2 separate regions of the Homo sapiens genome follow, and region 2 is linked to region 1. A link is an interaction called in ENCODE POLR2A ChIA-PET data of the cell type or tissue named here. Cell type or tissue: GM12878. All regions are shown on one strand. Links, peaks and the distances in the headings refer to the core of each region. The heading gives the core; the rest is flanking DNA. Region 1 overlaps MACO1 (macoilin 1). Region 2 overlaps LDLRAP1 (low density lipoprotein receptor adaptor protein 1).

Region 1 (2,906 bases), core at 136-2,635:
TCTATATCTGCAAACACCTAACTGATTCCCACATGCAGAGGGACTTCACTAGTCAAGAAAACAAAGGAAAAAGTGATAAGTGAAGTAGAAGCAAAAAGAAAAAAAAAGCTCTTAACTATCTAATAGTTTTTGGAATACTTGCACACAGGGGTACTTTCCAGTGGTATAGGAGGTAGTCCCCAATTTTCATTATGCCATAAATGTAATTCCATCTAGTAGAGACTTATGTTTCACTTTTTTTTTCCATTTCATTTGACAGTTTGCTGATATCCATTTGAGCAGCCAGTACACAGTGCTTGGGCAACCAAGATTTTATCTTTCTTCCATTTTAAGATAAAAACTTCAGAAACACATATACCTAAGAGTGGAGAGTAATGATAGCTCTCTAAAGGGAACGAACTTCCAGATAGAATCTCTCAATGCATTTAGTAATCATCAGTCTGACAAAAAGTGACTGGAAACCTTTTTATGAGCAGTACTTTGCCTCCCAGGTATGGGAAACATGGTGATTCCCTCATCCCACTTTATAGATGAGGTCACTGAGGGATAAAGCTGTTATAAGATAGTGCAAGCTTGCACACATGGAGTTTAAACCAGTTAATAAAACAGTACTTAAAAGCAATCCATCCGTGCATGATTGCTGTACGTCCAATCCTGCCCAAGGCACCAAATTCCCATGTCTTTGTTGGTAAAGGAAAGCCAACCTTGGATTAAACACTCAGGTGACATGGACATACCTAGATGCAGCAGCAAACGCAACAGCCCGGGCAGCAGTGGCTTCTTCTAACTTCTTCCTCTTTTTCTCTTCCATTAACTGTTTCTCTACAAAACTTCGGGCTTCCTGCTCAGCTTTTAGCTTTTTCTCCAACTGGCTGATATTCTGCTTGTCTTTTTGCTTCATTTGCACAGCATTATGTAACCTATATGGAAATGATTGTCATATAAAGTCTTAAAATTACAAATGCCCACTATAAACCCTTGAGAAACATCTCTTTATCACCTTAAGGCCAATTAAACAGGAGGTTTGAACAGCAAATCAAAAATGTCAATGCCCAGAATGCCTGAGGAAAACACACTGTTATTCTTTAATAATTCCTAAACACCAATAAACAAGCTGCCTTACAAAACAGAGATTAAGACCTAGCCTCTGCTCTGTTCAAGTAAGTGATCTACAAAAGGTCATCCAGAAAACAGGGTAAAACAAATTTTGAACAGAGGGGAAGATAATTGTAGAACTAATTCTAATGTTCCAGAGCACCCTGAAAGAACTTCAGTCCCACCAAAGAACCACTGATGGGACCAGCCCCAGTGAAACTAAGGTAAGGGGTGGAAAGGGGAAGGTTTTTATTTTTCCTGAATACAATTTTGCTGTAGCCTACTACAGCTTTTCCTTTCCAGCTCAGGATGTTTGCTCACAGTGTCCCCAAATCCTCTTTTAGAGTCACAGGATGCTTAATTTCAGATAGAAATTTCAGCCATATTTCCTGCTTACTACCACCCCCAGCTTTACCTATCAGCATGAGGTGAGTTTATCACTGGGATGTTCTCTACATATCAATGCTAGAACCACCACAAATGCTGGTCAGAGGCAATGGAGAGGTTATTTGCCTGTAATGCCCTAGCTTTTGAGTTACATTCCTTAAAAATGTTGAACTCCTCTTTCAACAGGGAAAGCCCAGAAAGCCAACAGCCTGTAATGATCATCACTACCACGGGCACACATTGCTGGGAGATTTAAAAAAAGAAAAAAGGACAGACCTACACTGAGTTAAGAAGTAATTCCAGAATGAACTAATCAAAAGCCTAAATGAATTCACACAGAAGACCTGGCTTTCTGCCTGCCTTTTCAAATAAAATCAAAGTTCAATGTCATCTTTTAGTTCTGGAAATAAAAGTAAATATAGTCAAATCCTCTAGAAATTTTCACTCAAAGGAGCAAAATTTTCAAAATGTGACAGAACTACTTCTTGTCAATTTTACTATCCAAAAACTCAATAACTATTTTAAACTAAGAAGTTATTAAATGAGAGAAGACAAAAACAGTAATATTAATAAACTGTTTTGTGGCAATGAAATAAGTTTTTATAGATTTTATAAACATGTTGAATATCTGGTACTAAATAAAGTATTTTAAACATTTTATTTAAAAACCTCTCAGCAGGTCTCTGTCACCATAAATCTTGTGCTCCAACCCCTGGCAACAGGAGAAGCAGTGAAGCTGCCGGGCTTACGGCCAAAGGCCTGAAAGGTGCACGTACTTGTTCTGCAGCAGCTCGTTCTCCTGCCGAAGCTGGCCCATTTCTGAGCGGATCCCTCGCTCGGTGCTCGAAAGGGAGCTGATCTGACTGCGGAGCTCTTGTTCCACTTGTCTGCTGGCTTGCAGGTCAGCCTTTAACTTTTTAATGTCTTGTTCCAGCCTAGGAGAATGAGAAATGCAGCATTTTCATCTAGGTGAGGGCACCCACAGAGCTGGGAGGGACCTGGTGGGGGTCCTGGACTGCTGGGTGAATGGCAGAAAAAGGACCCCGCTGGCAGTTCCTGCCATGATGAGGACTCCTGTCTGCAACTGGGTTAATTTTGTTGAATGATTCCACCTGGGTCCCTACCTCTTCCTACTGGGGTGTAACTTTCAACTTCCCCCTGTTTATGAATAGTGACAGGTGAGTATGGTGCTTGTGAATATCCATCCGAGCTGCTGATAAAGGAGAAAGGGACAGCAGAGAGGGTGGCTGAAGACTAAAGGCTCCCTTCTGGTGGCTTTTCATGCCCTCAGCAAGGGAAATATGTTCAAACAACTAGCACATGACCTACCACTTAATGCTTTGTGATATTTTGATAAATCAGAATCTACTGTCTGAGACTGCGTCCCACCATGGGCCTAGAAGAAAACGGTCTGCGACGACCTC
Region 2 (2,906 bases), core at 115-2,614, 78 kb before region 1:
AGGAATTCTCTGTACTAATTTTGTAACACAGTCTGAAATTATTTCCAAATGAAAAATTAAAATTAAATTTCAGGTTCCTCGGGGAGATTCCGTTGGCAGAGGTCATCACCCTTACTGAGATGAAAAAGCTGAGACAGAGAGGTCAGGGGGCTTGCCCTGAGTCCCTGAGGGAGTCAGGGACCAAGCTGGTGACTGCCCAAGTCTCTGGGTCCTCATTCAGGCGGCTGAGGGGGAGGGGTGGTAGGAGCGAGCTCTGCCACACCAAGAACAAGGGCGCCTTTGGCTGGTCTTGTGGTGGGCAGAGCCGTGGACGCTCAGGCCAAGAGGCCAAGCATTGTGAGGAGACAGCTGTGCTGGGAGCCAAGCCTGTTGGGGATGCAGCCTCAGGTTCAAAAGGGACATTGTTCATCCCCTATCCTGCGCCTGGGCACTACCGGGCTGGGTCTGGTCCTCCCAGAGGCCCACAAGTCACGGGTCCCAGGGCCTGGTCCCTGGAGCAGCCCCAGGCTCACCCAGAGGTCAGGCTGAGGATCACCGATCTGCTGGCCACACAACCACTCACCCAGACAACACTGCTGCCACTCAAGGCTTGTGGCCGCGGCACCTCGTCCATGTTGGTGGTGTTGGCGCTGACCGTGGACAGCGGGGCCTTAGCTGTCTCCTCTAAGTCCAGCAGGTTCCCAGTGGCGACCACTGTGAGGGATCCGGTCAGGTTGTCAGTGGGAGATCAGCCTCTTCCTTCCTGGCCCCCTCCCTGGGCTGTCCTGGCCCTGACCCTCCCCTCTGATGTGGCCTTGCCCAGGCCTCCCAGCAGAGCCCGGCCCTGGCACCTCCCCACAGCAGATGCGCAGCTGCCCACAGAGTGAGAACCTGACTAATGGCTTAGACTGAAACTTTTGTATTCACAATAGTTAAGTTTTCTTAAGCAACCACACAATACTATGTTAAGTATATAGAAAGATAGACGCATATTTATATATTTGCATAGGGACATATCTAGAAGAAAATGTACTAAAATGAGTTATTTCTTCCCCTTATCTACATTTTCTAATTGATCTGTAATGAACGTGTATTATTTATTTAACAAAACACAAGTGAAAAACCAAGAGGCTCTCCCAGCCCAGGCAGGAGTGGGACCCCCCTGGGTGAAGCGCAACCCCAACACCGCATGGCCAATCCCCCTTCCCCGTCAGGACTCACAGCTCTTCAAGGAGGGGGTGCAGTCTTGGCGGGCCCCCAGGACGTCCCCTCCCTCTTGGCTGGCTTTGTCCCTCTTCTCTTTCTCTGCAGGACCAAGGCACAACATGTTGGAGCCTCAGACCCCAGCACTCTGTCCCCAGCAATCACCGGGCAGGGGTGATTAGCGGTGGCCAACCTCAAGGGGCAGTTTCAGGTTTCCAGCCGGGAGGAAAGAAACCTTTCGGATGTCAGTTAATCCTCACAAGCACCTTTGGGGAGGGAGACGGCTGTTCCCATTTTTCAGATGGGAAAACCGAGACTCTGAGCGGTGAAGGGACCTGCTCACAGTCACAAGCCAGGTGGGTGATGAGGCAGGAAGTCGGTCCAGGTCTGACCCCAGGGCCTTTATGTGTCTCCCCACCTCCCACCACACCCACAATGTAGATGCAAAGTCTCACCTTCCTTGGACACCTGCCAAAACTCAAAGGCGACTTTGAAGGCCTGGGCTACGGTGAGGGTAACAGCCTGTGCCTGAAAACAGGAAGTGGGGATGGGGAGGGGTGCAGTGTCAGCCAGGGCAGAGCAAGTCTGCACTGGAGGGCTGGGGCCTCCAGGCCAGGCCCCCTGGCTCCCTCCCTGCAGCTTCTGCAGCTCCATCCCAGGCTCTGGAATGCCTGCTGGGCAGAGCAGGGTCCTGGCCCTTCCCAGGTCTCCAAAGCAGCCTGGGGTGTCATAAGGCCATAGCCTCGCAGAGGCAGTAGAGTCCCCATCTTTACTATCTCTGGCCCCACCAAAGTTCTCACTCTCACTCTAGGGCCCCTGCCTGCAAAGGCTGTTCTTCTCCAGGTCTTTTCCTTCCCCTTTGGGCTTCCCTGAATTCAATGAACTGTGAGGCTTACTTCCTCCAAGAAACCCTCCCTAATTACCTGTGGACTTAGCCCTTGGAATTGGAGAACAGAAAAGCCAGAATTGGAAGGGCCCAGCCATTGCCCCAAATGAGCCACAGCCAGAGAGGTGAAAGTTAGGTTCCGGTTGGGACCATAACTGGATCCCACAAAGAGAGTAGAAGGCTTGTCAATTTCCTGATAGGAGCAAGATGTCAATGAAGGCCCGGGGACCAAAACCGGTCAGTGCTATAACCCACCTGTAAGGAAGGGCCACACCTCGGCCCTTCACCCCAGGGGAACTCTCCCTCACCCCTCCAAACCCAACTCAGATGTCACCACCTCTCCTGTCACCAGTCCCAGACTCCTCGAGCCCCACCCACCTCCCTCTGGCACTATGCATGTGAAAGTGTCACTGGCTCCCCTGCCTGTGTTTCCCCCAGCTTTGTGCACCCTAAAAGCAAGAATCAATCTGAACACCCCTGCCCTCGGGAGCAGGCCAAAGCCTCCCAGAGGTGGCAACAATGCTGGGTGAATTACATTCACCTGAGGTGCAGGCCTCATTCCACCCAGGACCTATCCCCAGCCCATATTCATCTCAACACCTTCCTCTCTCAGCCATTCCAGTCCAGGGTTAATCAGCTCAGCTTCTGGGAGTGGAAGTCCCAGAGTTCGTAGCTATAGCCGGAAACATCTAGCTTCCTTCTGAAGCCCTGGCTGAGAGAAGAAAGCACCAGCCTCTTTCAAGTCTACAAGTTCAGGCCTCACCAGCCTCAGCCCCGCTCCCTGCCCTCCCCCAGACAACTCAATTTAATTGAGAAATGGACCTGTGGCCACTGCCTT

What was found. ChIA-PET counts read pairs that join two places held together with the same protein. Peaks named below come from ENCODE experiments on the same cell type or tissue, not always from the same donor. Only the 100,000 strongest peaks of a DNase experiment are listed, where the experiment ranks them.
Region 2: POLR2A ChIA-PET joins it to region 1 with 6 read pairs; 4 of 35 experiments call an interaction of 5 or more read pairs at or near these places.

Annotation. Positions count from the first base shown.
Region 1 is chr1:25,483,627-25,486,532 of GRCh38, reverse strand. MACO1 (macoilin 1) reads right to left here. Exons shown (of 11, transcript NM_018202.6): 7 at 2,259-2,417; 8 at 738-920. Among named protein-coding and RNA genes, the nearest start is that of MACO1, 54 kb to the right of the region's middle. In GM12878, for the core only: no CTCF peak of the experiment used is centred there; no DNase peak of the experiment used is centred there.
Region 2 is chr1:25,561,448-25,564,353 of GRCh38, reverse strand. LDLRAP1 (low density lipoprotein receptor adaptor protein 1) reads right to left here. Exons shown (of 9, transcript NM_015627.3): 5 at 1,638-1,710; 6 at 1,201-1,284; 7 at 563-693. Among named protein-coding and RNA genes, the nearest start is that of LDLRAP1, 19 kb to the right of the region's middle. RefSeq lists an enhancer at 483-1,110. In GM12878, for the core only: no CTCF peak of the experiment used is centred there; a DNase peak (open chromatin) is centred at 1,653; H3K27ac peaks cover 1,013 bases.